Linked DNA regions of Homo sapiens: region 2 is linked to region 1. A link is a loop called in an ENCODE intact Hi-C map of the cell type or tissue named here. Cell type or tissue: Caco-2. All regions are shown on one strand.

Region 1 (8,000 bases):
GAAAGCCTAGCAGAAACTGACCTTGGACAACAATTTTGGTGGAAAGGGGTTAATTGGGGACCACTAAATGCTAATACTCAGAAAGGCCGGGGCTGCATCTCCCATCTCTAGATTCCCAGGACCTGGCACTACCTGGCTAGTGGGAGCAGTTTATGGGGCTGTGTTTATACCTTACAGGCTCTTAATAGATGCTTGTTGATTGATGACTGCAACTCAGCCTCCTCCAGCATTTCCTAATTAAAGCATAAGTGCAAAGAGGCACATGTACATAGGTTTGTGTACACAGTGAGCACGGTCTCTTTAGAAGGTGGGGAATAGAAGCCAGTTTAGGACAAAGCTGATTGAGCTGTGTGAGGAAGTTACCTTTCCCTGCAATTACCTCATTTCCACGATGCGTTTCTTTCTCTTTTCTCTTGATTTCTGCCTTTGCTACACTCTTTCCCGAGGGTGTGTCTACTTCTTCCAAATGTGAAAAGAAGTTCACTTTCGCCAGGCACGGTGGCTCACGCCTGTAATCCCAGCACTTTGAGAAGCCAAGGCGGGCGGATTACCTGAGGTCAGGAGTTCGAGACCAGCCTGGCCAACATGGTGACACCCCGGCTCTACTTAAATACAAGAATTAGCCGGGCGTCGTGGCACACGTCTGTAATCCCAGTTACTCGGGAGGCTGAGGCAGAACTGCTTGAGCCCGGGAGACGGAGGTTGCAGTGTGCTGAGATTGCGCCACTGCACTCCAGCCTGGCTGACAGAGTGAGACTGTCTCAAAAAAAAAAAAAAAAAAGAAGAAGTTCACTTTCATAAACCAAAGGGGAGAAAAATGATGCTGCCAGGATCCTGGTAAACTCGGGGAGGGAGTGGAGAATACAGAGCCCCACACATCGTAAAACCACAAACCTAGTAACCCTTTTAGAGTCCCAGAGCTCTCGTATTGTGTCCCCAAGCTGGGGAGAAAGACCATCAAGTGGGGAGCGATTTCTTTAACAGATTTCTAAGAGCAGCGCTGAGCAAAAATTAACTCCTTCGCGGAGGCCGGATGCTGGCCTGGCGCTGGGGCAGCGCCCGGGAAGCAGGTGGCTCCAGGTGAGGGAGGCCGAGGTCCCGGGGCGCCCTTTGTTCTCCGGGTTCTGCGCAGGGAGGAGCGCATCGGGCGCCAGCGCCCCCGTGTGGCCGCGAGCACCGCGCGCGCAAAGCGGGGGCGAGCGCCGCCCGGGGCGTGGGTGACGGGGCTGGCATCAAGGTAGAGGGCGGCCGGGCAGGGAGGAGGGGCAGCCCCGCCAGCGCCGAGCCCAGCCCTGAAGTCGTTTCGGCTGTGCAGATGATGAGCGACCCAGGTCGAGGCGAATCAGGAGCCCAGGTGCTTGCCCAAGCACAGCTGGACGAAATGTCTGTTACCCCGACGGCTGGGGCGCGGGACCTTGCAGGGACGTGGTGCTGCAGCGGCCTCTGCCTGGGCCTGGCGTGCGGCTACCTCAGGCTAATTCTCCATTCGCTGCGTGGATTCGCCCCCGGGAGGCGGCCCCACGTTTCCAGCCTGTGGATCAACAAGGCGGAGAACCACCTTTGCACCCTCGCCGGGAAACCAGCTCCTACCTCCGGCCCCCTGTTGGGCCTTCTGGCCCTGGTGTTCTCTGGCGCTCCTCTCCCACCAAGGCCCGGCAGTCCTAGCTGTGGGCTGTCCTCTCTCTCTCTCTCTTTTTTTTAACCTCTACCTCCCGGGTTCAAGCGATTCTCCTGCCTCAGCCTCCAGAGTAGCTGGGATTATAGGCATGTGCCACCATGCTTGGCTAATTTTTGTATTTTTAGTAGAAACGGGGGTTTCACCATCTTGGCCAGGCTGGCCTCGAAGTCCTGACCTCGTGATGCACCCGCCTCAGTTTCCTAAAGTGCTGGGATTACAGGCCTGCGCTACTGCACCCCTTGGAGCTGTCCTCTCTTGAAAGCCACCACACCTGCTTCCTTCCTAGTCTCACCACAGCTGCCCTGGAGAGGTACCTGCCAGATTTGGGGCAGCCTCCGCCTCTGGTCTCTCCCCTGCCAGTCACCCTGCCCAGAGGTGGGGACCCCTGTCCTGCCCTTTCATCAGGCCAGTGGAAGCTTTGAAGGTTCCACATTTTCAGGAACCATGGCAACGGCCCTCTTAGCACAGAGTGGGTGCTTGGAGGCTGACGTTTATTGGGTGCATACCATGTTCCATGCAACTGGGATTATGGCCTTTAATGGGTGATCACACTTCAATCACAAGCACCCTGTGAGGTAGCACTACTGTGACCCCCATTTTATAAATCGTGCTATGGAAACACTGAGAGCTCATCCAAGGTTACACAGTCGGGAGGGAGGGCTGACCCTGGAGCCTGTGCTATCGCTTATGCTGCCAGCGTCCCCGTGACGGTGATGGGGTAGTGACTTCAGCTGATGAATGGAAACAGAGGCTAAAGGGGCTGATTCTCCTGATCTTCCCAGAGAAGTTGGCTGTCCCATCCAGATGACAATTGTCCCAGTTTTCAGATGTTGACTCCTTTTCTAGTGGGCCTGTGGACAGCAGGCTGCACCCTCTGCTGTCCTATAGTGGCTGAGATCATGGGACCTGGAGTCCAGCTGCCTGCTCTGGGCCTTACATCTGCCCCTCCTCACCACGTTCTCATCTGTAAAATGAAGTCATGCTAATACCCGCTTCACACAATCTGCGCAGATTGAATGGAATACTTCAGGTGAAGTGCTGAGTGCATGGTGAATGATCAATACTTGTCAGCTGGTACTAGTATTTCCAGACCAGAGGCATCCAGACCTCCCTCTGCAGCTCTGTCTAACCCTATCCTACCCCTGACCTTATTACTTGCTACTTCTCTTTGCTGTGTGACCTGGGGTAGGTTACTCGGCTTTTATGAGCTTCTGTGGCCTTATTTGTAGGCTGTGAATATTAGCGGTAATCATCTTCAAAATTCACCCATAATGGTATTGATTTCAGTAGCAGCTTAGGCTGTCCAGGGCAGGGGACTTGCTCACATTCTTCTAAAGTTCTTCTTAGCATCACGTAGAAATTCATTCCAGTGTTGACTCATGACGGTCAGCAAATTCTTCACCTTATCCAACTGAGTTATCTTTTGCTTTAAATTTCTATTTAAAGAAATCCTCTGTATACGAGGAAAGGATCCATTTGTTTTCTTTGTAAAACTCCTCTGTGTGCTTCAAGCAAGCATTAAGATAATGGTTACCCTCATCTCCTCTGAATCAGATAAGACATGACTTCAGAGCACTGCCGAATTGAGCCGATAAAAGTACAGGACACCCAGTTAAACTTGAATTTCAGATGAAAAACAAATAATTGTTTTTAGTATAAATAGGTCCCCACTATCGCATGAACAAATAGTGCATGGGACATACATCTATGAAGATAGTCATTGTGTATTTGAAATCCAGATGTAACCAAGTATGCTGTATTGCATATGGCAATGCTGTGCTGGCTAGAAGCCACACCCACAGGTTGACTAGTCCGGGCAAGTCCAAGGGAAACAATCATTCTTCCAGGAAATCATTGAGAACTAACACCCTTCTCCTTCCCGCCTGTCTATGCCCAAAAACCCCTTTTAGTATTGGGAGGCGCGCCTGACCAGAAATTCTGTCATGTTTTCCTTGGGGTTGGTTTCCAGAGCCACTGTTGTGGCAGCTTGGGCCTGTTTCATAGTGATCAATTTATGTATTGACAGAGCTATTGAATATTTGGTGATAACTGTAATCATCTGTTCTAAGTCTGCGTTTCCTCCTGAATGAAGTAATAACCCCTGGTGTTTAGTCTGCACTATTGGGAGTGATGTATAACACTGTTGGGATGTCAAGTGTATATGACATGTGCAGCTGTGGTCACTTCCCTGGACGGAGTCTTGCTACATGTGGAGCGTCATTTACGCCGCCAAACAGGGCTGCCTGGAGCTAGACAGAGCCAGACAGAGCCGCCATCCATTTTCCAGAGCCCAGAAACCGTGTCACCAGGGAATGATACGACATCGGCCTTCCTGCCCAGGGCTGCTGTGAGGATCTAGGAGAGACTGCCAGCAAAGCCTGAGACGGCCACTGTGTTTCTTCCCCTGCTCTGTCATCCAGTGGGAGCTGGTGGGTGAAATAGAGCCCCTTATCTAAAATGGAGCCGACCAACCTCCTGCTACAGAGGTGCCCACACCATTCACTTTCCTGGCTGTTTCCAGTGCCTGCCCTGCTTCTCTACCTGGCTCTGATTCTCAGAGCCTGTTTGCCTGTTTTCTTTTTTCCTTCCTTCCTTCCTTCCTTCCTTTCCTTTCCTTTTTTCTTTTCTTTCTTTTTCCTTCTTTTTCTTCTTTCTTTCTCTTCCTTCCTTCCTTCTTTTTCTTTCTTTTCTTCTTTCTTTTCTTTTCTCTTTCTTTCTTTCCTTCTTTCTTTCTTTCTTTCCCTTCCTTCCTTCCTTTTTCTTTCTTTTCTTCCTTTCTTGACAGAGTCTCACTCTGTCACCCAAGCTGGTTTGCAATGGCGCCATCTTGGCTCACTGCAGCCTCTGCCTCCAGGGTTCCAGCTATTCCCCTGCCTCAGCCTCCCGAGTTGCTGGGATTACAGGCGCCTGCCACCACGCCTGGCTAATTTTTGTATTTTTAGTAGAGATGGGGTTTTGCCATGTTGGCCAGGCTGGTCTTGAACTCCAGACCTCAAGTCATCCACCCGCCTTGGCCTCTCAAAGTGCTGGGATTACAGGCATGAGCCACCGTGCCCATCAGAGCCTGCTACCTGCTCAAGCCTGGTGGGTTTCCAGCGGTTTCTCATAACCAGCAATTCCTCAGTATCAGCTGTCTGCCATGGGCACCACCCCTGTGCCAACCGAGAGATCACAGATCTCCCTGGCATCCCTCCTTTCCCCTCTGCCAGCTCCCTGTCATGTCACTCTCCTATTTGGACTCAGTTTACCCATCGTCCAAATTTGCCACAAATTCCTTCAGCTTCAGAGAAGTAAGCCACATGGATGTTGGTTTCCCTCAAACTTGGATTCCCACAGCAGCTTCTCCCCTGCCCAGTTCTCAGAACATGGGCAAGGTTGCCAAACCTCGGTGCCCGGGTCTCAGTTGCTGCATCTGTTTTATAGGTGGCATATTTGTTCTCTATCACTGCTATAAGAAATTACCACACATTTAAGGGCTTAAAGAACAACACAAATGTATTATCTCGCAGCTCTGTAGGTCAGAGGTCTGGATGGAGGTGGCTGAAATCAGGGTGTCGGCAGAGCGTCGTTCCTCACTGGAGGCTGTGCGGAAGACTCTGCCTCCAAAGTCATTCACGATGTTGCCAGGATTCAGGTCCTGTGCAGTGAGCTCAGGTCTTGTTTCCTTCCTGGTGGTCAGTGGTGGGTTGGTGGGGTGCTTGCTCAGCTCCCCCACTCCATTTTCAAAGCCAGTAAGGACACATCACATCCCTCTCACTCTCTGAATCTCTCTCCTTCCTCTACCCCATCTCTTCTGCCTCTAGCCAGAGAACGTTCTCCGCTTTTAAGGGCTTATGTGATTAGACTGGGCCCACCTTAATCATCTCCCTATTTTAAAATAACTTCAATTCCATCTGCTAAGTCCCTTTTACTCAATTCTGGGGTAGAGGGCATGGATGTCTTTGGAGGGGGTGTTATTCTGCCTCCTGCAGCTGGGGAAGGATGTTATAGGGTAAAACAAGGTGTGTCCATTTCCCAAAAGGACACAAACCTGGTGGCTTAAAACCACAGGGATTTATTGTCTCACCGTTCTGGAGGCTAGAAGCCCCAAATCGAGTTGTCCATGGGGCTGTGCTCCCTCTGAAGCCTTAGCAAAGAATCCTTTCTCTCCTCCTGCAGCTCCTGGTGACTGCAGCCCTCTCTGGCCCTCCCTGGCGCTCCCTGGCCCTGCTTGGTGCTCTTTGATGCTCCCTGGCCCTCCCTGGCACTCCCTGGTGCTCCCTGGCCATCCCTGGCCCTCCCTGGTGCTCCCTGGCCCTCCCTGATGCTCCCTGGCCCTCCCTGGCGCTCCCTGGCCCTCCCTGGCCCTTCCTGGCGCTCCCTGGCCCTCCCTGGCACTCCCTGGCACTCCCTGGCGTTCCTGGCTTGCTGCTGCAGCACTTCAGTGGCTTCAGTCACACTGCGTTCTCCCTGTGCGTCTAAGTCCACACCTTTCTCTTGATATAAGGACACCAGTCATATTGAATTAGAGCCCACCCTAATGACCTCATCTTAACTTGAGGACATTTGCAAAGATCTTACTTCTTTTTCTTTTTTTTATTTTCTTTTTTTGAGATGAAGTCTCGCTCTGTCACCCAGGCTGGAGTACAGTGGCGTGATCTCAGCTGCAACCTCCGCCTCCTGGGTTCATGCGATTCTCCTGCCTCAGTCTCCTGAGTAGCTGGATTACAGGCATGTGTCACCACACCTGGCTACTTTTTTTTCTGTATTTTTAGTAGAGACAGGGTTTTACCATGTTGGCCAGGCTGGCCTTGAACTCCTGATCTCAAATGATCCACTCGCCTCACCTTGGTCTCAAAGTAAGTCAAAGGTTTTATTTCTTTTTCTTTTCTTTTCTTTTTCTTTCTTTTTTTTTTTTTTCTTTTTTTTTTTGTGAGACAGAGTTTCACTCATGTTGCCCAGGCTGGAGTGCAATGGCGCGATCTCGGCTCACTGCAACCTCCACCTCCCGGGTTCAAGCGATTCTCCTGTCTCGGCCTCCTGAGTAGCTGGGATTACAGGCACAGTCCATCACACCCAGCTAATTTTTGTATTTTTAGTAGAGACGGGGTTTCACCATGTTGGTCAGGCTGATCTCGAGCTCCTGACCTTGTGATCTGCCCACCTGGGCCTCCCAAAGTGCTGGGATTACAGGCGTGAGCCACTGCACCTGGCCCAAAGATCTTATTTCTAAATAAGGTTACATCCATAGATAAGAGGAGTTAGAATGATCACCTGTATATTTTTTTGGCAGGAGAGGAGGACGGTCACAATTGAACCCAAAGCACAGGTAACGCTGGAGAAGCAGTTAGCACAAGGCCTGACCTCTGGCCCACTTAATCTACAGTAGCAGTTGGCAATGCGCAAGTCAAGTCTCTGATGCTGTCTGGGTCCCTGTGGGTATGGACTGGGACAGCAAGTGAATGTGTGATGACAGCTTGAGAAAGCAGGCCTCCTCCCAGCCTCCTTCCTGACTGCCCCTCCTATCTCATGCTCAGCTTCCCTTCCACACCTCTACTCAGCCTGGCCCCCAGCCTGCAGTGCCCGTTCCCTTTTCCCAGCCAATCCAAATCTGCATCCTGGCCATCCTTCAAGTCCCACCTGCTCTGGGAGAGGCCGCCCTCACGTGCTGCACCCATCGGCAAGGTAGGTGATTAAAGATAGGAATGGACTGTACTGCTCAGCTGGCTGGAAACAGAGCCTGTCTATGAGGAAATGCAGAAGGAAGACTCAACTCTGTCAGAGAGAAAGGAAGATAAAGCAAGGTGCTGACTCAGTGGCTGAAAGGTTCGGAAGAAGAGCAATTTTCAGGCAAAAAATTGCACCCCCTGCCTATCTTGGTCCAATAACAATCCTTCTTGTAAACATGAACTGCTCTTCCTAGAAAGAACAACAATAACATCCAAGCACTCTTGCCAAGTTGGCCTTCCAGGGGCCATAATTCTTTGGGATCTGCGTGACATACAAGCCCCTAGGTACTGGCAGCTTACCACCCTTGCGCATTTACTATGTGGGGGCCTGCCTTATAATGAGGAGGAGGAGAGATTTGATAGATTCCATCAGCAGTCCAGAAATCTCACTGGTTTTGTTTTGTTTTGTTTTGTTTTGCACCTCCACATTTAATAAATGCGAACACGTGCAGACACAGAGCAGTCCCCAGCCGCAAGCAGAGTTCAGTGGAGAGTGAGGGCCTCAGCCGTCATTCCGTCGGATGCCTTCCAAACACTTCAGCATGCTGACCTCTCCTCGTTTCCGGAAAAATCCTTAAGCTCACTTCCCCAGGCCAGATGGGAACAGAGCTGGG
Region 2 (8,000 bases), 79 kb after region 1:
GAGCCAGTGCTCTGATTTGCAGCAAAGAAGAGAAGAGAATCCTGGGTGATGGAGGCCAGCCCAGATGCCTCCAGGATGTGGCTTAGGGAGCTTGGTCTTGCCACTGGCCCCTCAATCTCAGGGACTCACGCTCCCTTTTCTCTGAAGGGAGCACAGCAAAGGAATCCATCCCAAACCAAGATGCAAGGCTGAGGAAAGCAAGCTAACAGCCTGGCTTCTCCCTCAGCTCCAGCCCTCATGGCAGATGCTCAACTGCCCCGGGAGCTGGCCAAGACAAACAGCTCAGGGGACTTTCAAAGCAGCCTCTAAAAGCCATGTGCACACAGCACCAGGTTCCTGCGCCTACCCGAAGGTGTGATAACTCTACCCACCACCTGGCTAGATGCCAGTCCCCCACTCCGACTCCCGTTTCCAGAGGTGGGCTTCTCCACGAAGGAATACGATCAGGAATATTAGTTTAGCTGCTGGGGCTAGAATGCTAGAAAGCTTGGGTGGCTAGAAAGAATCGGTGTGTTTTCTTTTTCTTTCCGCTTTGTAGGATGCAAGCTCTGATGAAAGGGGGAACTTTGATCCTGCTCTCACTCAGCCATCCACAGGGAAGGAAAAGCCAAGGAGACACCTAGAGCCAGTAAAGCCGGAGCCTGCCATGGGTGGAACAGAGTCAGCAGAATGCAGGCTCCTCTGGAAGTGGAAAGAGATTGTTGCCTGGGGCTTACTGAACCCTCCAGAAGGTTCCATTTTAAGAACCATCATGCCTTCAGGTTCTGCTTTGGCCCCAGAAGCCCAGAGAAACCCTGGCTGTGCAGTCTTCATTTCAGAGGTTCTCGAGCACTACTAAAATGGCTTGGTTTGACCCACATTTATTGAGTCATTCAGTGTTCACTGAGTGTGTTCTCTGTGTGTAGAGCTTGTTCCTGTGTAGAGGAGGTCCAAACCCAGCACCAGGTCCAGTTCCCCATGAATAGAAGATACTAAATAAGTGTCTGTTGAACACACAAATGAATGAATGAATGAATGGATGAATGAGAGAAACTTTGTCTTCAAGAAATTCACAATCCATTTCGGATGGCCAGACATACACATGAAAGGTTCGTTGCATGAAATATTGTGAAAAGGAGTTTATGGTGAAGAGTCAAAGTCCATATGGATGGCACAAGCTTGTGCAAAAGAGTGATGCTGTTGGTTGACCGAAGAAAAGCTTAGTGAGAGGATTTAACCTTAAAGGACTTGGAAGATGGAATGTGGGGAAGGGATGAGAGAAGGCAGAGGAGAATGCAAACAAGCAGGGCATGTTGGGGAGATAAGAGTGGCACAGTCTGGAGGAGCAGGTGGGGAGAAGAACCACGAGAGATGGCATTAGGAGGACAGCCAGGGCAAGAGAACACAGTGTTCTATCAGTAGGAGACACTTGAAAGGCTTTGGGGTATGCTACAAGACATGCAAAATAGATTTTATGTAGATTATGCTAATGTAATATACAAGATAGACTGGAAAGAGAAAGAAATGGAAGGGAGGAAGCCAGTTGAGGTGACAGTGATGAACTTTGGGCAGGTCTCAGACTCCTTTGAGAACTATAAGCCCTCTCCTCACCAAAATAAATCTATACACACACAAAAGTGTGCATATGATCTCAAGGGGTGTTTTGCAGCCCTAAACCCTATTTATAGACTTCCTAGGATCCTGGCTTCCCTGGGTAAGTACCTCTCTGTGGGAGAATTGCACTTTTCAGAATGCCTCCCTATGTGCCAAGCTGGATTCTTTATAGAGAGTTTTGAGAATGATTTTACATGAGGATTGAAAGAGGCAGAGCAGATACTAAGGCTTTATTTATGCTGAGGGGCTAAGCACAGGATGCTCAGAGAATAATCCACGGCGGGAGCAGTCACCTCAACCGTCAGTGCCTACGAGCAAGGTTGGGGTCCAAACCAGAAACATCACATCATAGCTGGAAACTGAACATACCAAGGGCTCCTCTACCATCAGCCTGAAACCCAGCATGGAGCAACACACTCAGTGACATTGGGTAAAAATATATCACTTTAGTAAAAAGGAGGACGTGATAAGAGTTATGCATTTTAAAAGGCAAAATATTTTCTTTTTGGTATTCCATAAATATCACTCTAGGTAAATACTTTGTCTCAAATGGGATACATGGTTTTTTTTTTTGGCGGGGGAGGGGTACAGGGGTGGTTTTGGTTTTTTTCCTGAATAGCCAAAAAAATCTCTATAGACTTTTGGTTGTGGTTTAACGTGTACTCCCATGTCACAGATGGCACTGGGGAGAATAGTGTAGTATGTGGTGTGCCAAGACACTAATTAGTATGTAAGGATTTACTTGAAAAAGACATGAAATAGTTCATATGTAAACCCACAAAAAATGGGTGAGAAAAGACCAATAAAGTAGAGTTATATACATACAAACACACAGATACAAAGATCAAATGAATCGTGTGCTTGCTTTTTTATTTGATTTTTCCCTTTTTCTTCTGTTTCAGAGGCTTGGGGGCATATCACCTCAGAGAGAAAGAGAAACTCCTACGGGGTTTGAATCGATCATCAAGAAGCTATTTTAGTTTCATCTACTATGAAAGCCTGTGGGGTCTCACCCCTTCTGGATTGCTGAGGAAGGTTGTTCTGAACACGCCGGGGAGTGAGAGAGAGTGAATAGGCAGGAGAACGTCAGGATCTCCAGACTTTTAGACAAGGAGGCCCTGGGGCACAAAAAATAGTCCGAATGCATAAGACCTAGTATTTGCTAGCACAACAGGGTGACTCCCCTCAAAAATGATTGAATCGTACATTTAAAAATCGCTAAAGAGTATAACTGGATTGTTTGCAACACAAATGATAAATGCTTGAGGGGATGGATACTCCATTTACTCTGCTGTGATTATCATGCACTGCACGCCTGTATCAAAATATCTCATAAAACCCATAAATATATCCACCTACTATGTACTCACAAAAATTAAAAATAAAAAATTATATTAAAAAAAGAAGAAAAGGAGGCTCTGACCAGCTGTCTATCGCCTCTCAGGAAATCCAGACAACACTTCAAGAAGAAGAAGCTGTAAAGACAATTTTTAAGAGAAAATCCTTTTCCATAGAGTATTCACAAACTAGGTTTCCACAGCTAGTTTCATGGCAGTACCAGATGCCTTTTCATACAAATGCTTCAGCCAGCAAAACCTTGCGTAAGAGAAGGGGCAGGAGGCCTTTGAAGTTGGTTGTGTTTTTTTGGGTGGCTTGGATTTTTCTGGGTGACTGATTTTCGCATATCCATCTTCTGGTTCTAACTTGGCCTCTACCAAGCCAGTGATTTAGGCTCTACCTTGTTGCTCATTAACTAGGAGGAATGCCTACGGGGCTTAGGTGCTTTCAAGAAAGTTGCCATTGTAACAAACTGATTGATGGTCCTGCTTTTACAGCTCCAACTTGGTTCCATTTGCCCAAAGAAATAGAGGTCGCTCTTATGTACAATGCACTGATTAATCATGGATCCCAAGTGAGAGACAAAAGAATGGGACACCCAGCCACCAAGAGGGTTTCTTCTTTCCCTCCCAGCTCTGGAGCAAAGTCCTAGATAAAACATGGGTAAGGAACCTGAGTTCTTTAGAGGCAGTCTCTAAAGAGAGAAGTCTTTCATTCATGCGTATTTGTATCCAGGCTGTGAGCTGAGAACTCTGTCAATGGTCTTTGCAGATGCAATTCCACGTGGGAGCATCGCTAAAGGATTTTAGAGAGAAGCCACGGGCGATAATATAGAAATCCACACTCTAAAGCAATCGACTGATACAACTGACAGGTAGATAGCATTTAGTTATTACTGGGACGGCTTAAATTTAATACATTCTTCCAGAAAAAAATGAAATATGCTTCTCACCAACAGGAGGAAGTCACTTTACACTTGCTCATCAATATTTTCTTCTTACATTGCCTGATTCCCAATACTTCATCTGTTAAATGTCTTAACTAGCATTTGCAAAGGAAGAAATGAACATGACTTGCTTCTGAGAAAGGAGAGGAGCAAATTCTTTCATAAGCTTTACAGGTCGCTTCTGGGTAAAAATAAAAAGTCCAAGCATAGAAATCAGGTGAGAATCTGGTCAGCCAGGCATGCTGTGTCTATGCGGGGGCTGGCTGAGGTTGCATAACAGAGGGCTATGCGGGACTGATCTTGCTCCCCACTGCTGCTGATGCTCTTTTTTCCATAACTAAAAGGGCTTTTTGAATCTTTCAAAGACATCTTAAGGAGTCTTGCTTACTCCTTTATTCTAACCAAGGGAGCTGAGAAGAAAAATTTCTTCTACTTCTTCCTATTATTTTTTCTAGAGGCAGAGTCTAACTCTGTCGCCCAGGCTGGAATGCAGTGGCACAGTCATAGCTCACTGCAGCCTCAACCTCCTGGGCTCAAGGGATCCTCCCACCTCAGCCTCCTGAGTAGGTGGGACTTCAGGTGTGCATCGCCACGCCTGGCTAATTTTTAAATTTTTTTTATAGACAGGGTCTCACTATGTTGCCCAGGCTTGCCCTCAAGCAGTCCTCCCATCTTAGCCCTCCAAAGTGCTAGGATTACAAACATGAGCCACAGCGCCCAACCTCTATTATTATTATTAAACATCAAGATTTTAAACCTTTGCATTGGCAAGAGTATGGGCCATTTTCTACCTTTATTTATTGGCATTATTAGAAATAGCCTTCGCTTTTGCTTCTTAATCATTAATTTCAATTTTTTTGTTGTTGTTTTTGTTGAGATGGAGTTTCACTCTTGTTGCCCAGGCTGGAGTGCAGTGGCACAATCTCGGCTCACTGCAACCTCCACCTCCCGGGTTCAAGTGATTCTCCTGCCTCAGCCTCCTGAGTAGCTGGGATTACAGGCACCCACTACCACGCCCAGCTAATTTTTGTATTTTTAGTAGAGATGGGGTTTCACCATGTTGGCCAGGCTGGTCTTGAACTCCTGACCTCAGGTGATCCACCCGCCTTAGCCTCCCAAAGTGCTGGGATTACAGGCATGAGCCACTGCACCTGGCCAATTTTAATTTTTTTTAATGAAAAAATGTGGATATTTTAAAAAAAACACAGCATCAATCCCAACCTCGAACCCTAAAGGCAAAACAATCCCACATACAAAACCAATTCTGCCGCAATCACAGTCTCCTACAAGCCCACTTTCCTGTGTGGCACATCCATTGAGGACGGCACTGTTTATCACAGCCTTTAACGCCAGGTATGAAAATCTTGAACAATCGCCTTCGCAGGTGAGCATAAAAACTGCCTGAGCTTGCCACATGTGGACGGGGAAACCAGCACACTGCCAGGTTACTCCTGGAGGGCATTAAATTGCAGAGACGAGTACAAAGGAAGCTTTGCTCAGAGTACAGACCCCAATCTGCTTGTGTTATGTTCTATGCTGTGGACCCTTTACTATTTTTGATTTTTAAAATAAATAGCCCTGAGGGAAAAGCTGGCTTTACATCAACACACAGAAATTTAATTTTAACTTTCATGAATACAGCTATTAACAAACGGTCCCTTTCGGGCAGGAAGGGCTTCTACCAGCAGAGACCTTGTCTGTGACTTCAGCTCATGAGTTTCCAGAACAGTTCGCTGTGTGTGTCTGAGTGTGTGTTTTTTAAAAAGAAAACAACCGTGTACAACATAGCGCCTTTTCTCTCTCTCTCTCATTCGAAAAATTCTTTCCAGCTTACTTAAGATGATAGGAAATCGTATCGCCTTTAAAAAGGGAACTACTGAACCAGAAACTTCCAGTGCTCCAAAATAGAAAAGCATATGGCTACCAACTTGGTGGGGGACATTCCCAGACCATTGCATTGAACATAGACTCCTGATTAGGGAGTGACAGGCCGTAAGGGCAAACTGCAAAAAGATGGTTATAATACTGGCTCCGTGCATGCAGCGGTCACAGGGCACAGCCACAGTGTCGACCAAATGAAACAATGACCAAGAGGGGAGTTTGGGTGGAAGAGCAGTTAATCAGGCTGGTTTGAGTGGACTCAGCAGCATCAATAGCTGGCATGTCAGAAAGGGTACGAGACGCTTTTAAGGAAGCCTGCGCAGTGGAGAGAGCTTCCTCCTTCTCAAAGATATTTTTCCACAACTTTCTCCTACTTTCCATTTTTAAAAAATTTCCTGAGTGGCAGAAAGGAATTTCTCTTTATGTCTTTGATGGGCTTCTACTTTATCAAAAATATTGTTTTTCTACAAAAGGCCGATCTCTTGTGCTGGATCCTACACACTGCCATCCCACCCCTCATTAGACTAGGGGAGTTGTGTCTACTCCAATATCGAAAGTCTTAGGTTTAATTGAAACCTTTGAAAGAATGTGCCCTGAATGGGTTTCAAATTTGGCTCAACCAACAAAGTATTTGCTATAGAATACTTGGATGTGGGGCAGGGTGCAGTGGCTCAAGCCTGTAATCCCAGCACTTTGGGAAGCCAAGGCAGGTGGATCTCTTGAGCCCAGGAGTTCAAGACCAGCCTGGGTAACATAGCGAAACCCTGTCTCTACAAAAAAAATACAAAAAAAAAAAAAAAAAAAGAATAGCCAGGCATTGTGCCGCACACCTGTAGTCCCAGCTACTCAGGAGGCTGAGGCGGGAGGATCACTTGAGCCCAGGAGGTCCGGGCTGCAGTGAGCTATGATCACACCACTGCACTCCAGCCTAAGTGACAGAGTGAGACCTTGTCTCTTAACAAAACACAACAAAACAAAAAAATACTTGAATGTGATCAACACAGGCCCAACAAGAGAGAAGAGACGTCCTTGGCTCCTGCAGTTCATACAATGTACACCACCTGTTCTCCCCTAGAGCCCACCAGCATGGGCAGAAAGCCCTAGCTAGCTAAGCCAAGGACTAGGAATATCACCACTTCCGGTCTCATCCGTGGTCTTTCCTTATGAGCTTGGACAGGTTAATTGACGTCTTTGAGTTCTGATTTAACTTTGCTGCAAAATGCAGACTTCAGAAGTTTCTCTCATGAGTTGAGCTGAGAATGGTATGATTATAATGCAAATATAACACTTCCTTGTAAATGAGAACTTGTGAGAATAATTTCATTGTTTCCAAGACTACTTTGCTTCAACCTGCCTCCCCTCTCCTCCATCTTAGCAGAAAGCCCCAATTCTACCTCAGGATCAGAATGGACTTCCTTTTTCCTTCTTCTCCTCTGTCCCCATCTTGCGAAGATGGCAACATTTCCAAGAGTTTTCACTGACTCATCTGTCGATGTCTAATTTATAACCATGTCGGCATTTCCCTTGCCATGACCATAACATGAAAGTAAGAAATGGTTATGTAAACTACGCTATGCCCCTGCCTCGGTTTCCCCTCTCTAAGGATATATATAAAAGTCCATTTTTTGTGCGTGCACACAGATGCAGCCACTTCTACTGTGGCTCCGGATTCCTTAGAAGATGCTAGGCTCTCTTTTATTTGTACATTTCTTATTACATGAGTCATTTCCGAAGAGCACTAGGTATAATGAGAACAATAGAAGTTGGGTGTGAAATTGTGAGGAAAATGATAGCAATTACTGCATACCCAGATCATAGCTCTGAAAAAATTGCTGAGGACAGGAATTAAGATGATGAAGCTTTTTAAGTCTTCTAAGTACAACTCTTTGAAACCCACTATCTTTTAAAAACATCGTAATGATCTTACAATCATGACTTCAAACAGGTCTTAATGAAACCCACAGAGAAAGGCACGCACAACTTCTCAGTGCTGAGAAGAGGTTCATTTAGAAAATTAATAGAAAGTAGACCAGTCCCTACACGCAGCCATCCTGTTGTGACAATAAATTATTACATTGTTGAAGGCTTTTATAAAATTAGATACCTTGGTAGCAAGGAAAATGAAACCCTTCTCATTTATCGGAAGGATCAGTGGCAACTGAAATAACTCTATCCTGGGAGAGGATTAAATTCTAACCTTTCCAAAAAAAAAAAAAATGTCATTTAAATGAAAAAGCCGATC

What was found. A loop is a pair of places that touch in the nucleus more often than their neighbours do. Peaks named below come from ENCODE experiments on the same cell type or tissue, not always from the same donor. Only the 100,000 strongest peaks of a DNase experiment are listed, where the experiment ranks them.
Region 2: a loop joins it to region 1, with 7 times the contacts of the local background. A loop is called at or near these places in 2 of 110 quality-filtered maps.

What each region holds. Positions count from the first base shown.
Region 1 is chr10:121,607,646-121,615,645 of GRCh38, forward strand. No RefSeq gene overlaps it. Among named protein-coding and RNA genes, the nearest start is that of FGFR2, 13 kb to the left of the region's middle. RefSeq lists a silencer at 1,063-1,302 and an enhancer at 2,903-4,102. In Caco-2, a CTCF peak has its summit at 1,183 (motif pointing left); DNase peaks (open chromatin) are centred at 1,106, 1,474 and 3,376.
Region 2 is chr10:121,687,031-121,695,030 of GRCh38, forward strand. No RefSeq gene overlaps it. Among named protein-coding and RNA genes, the nearest start is that of FGFR2, 93 kb to the left of the region's middle. In Caco-2, no CTCF peak of the experiment used is centred here; a DNase peak (open chromatin) is centred at 3,281.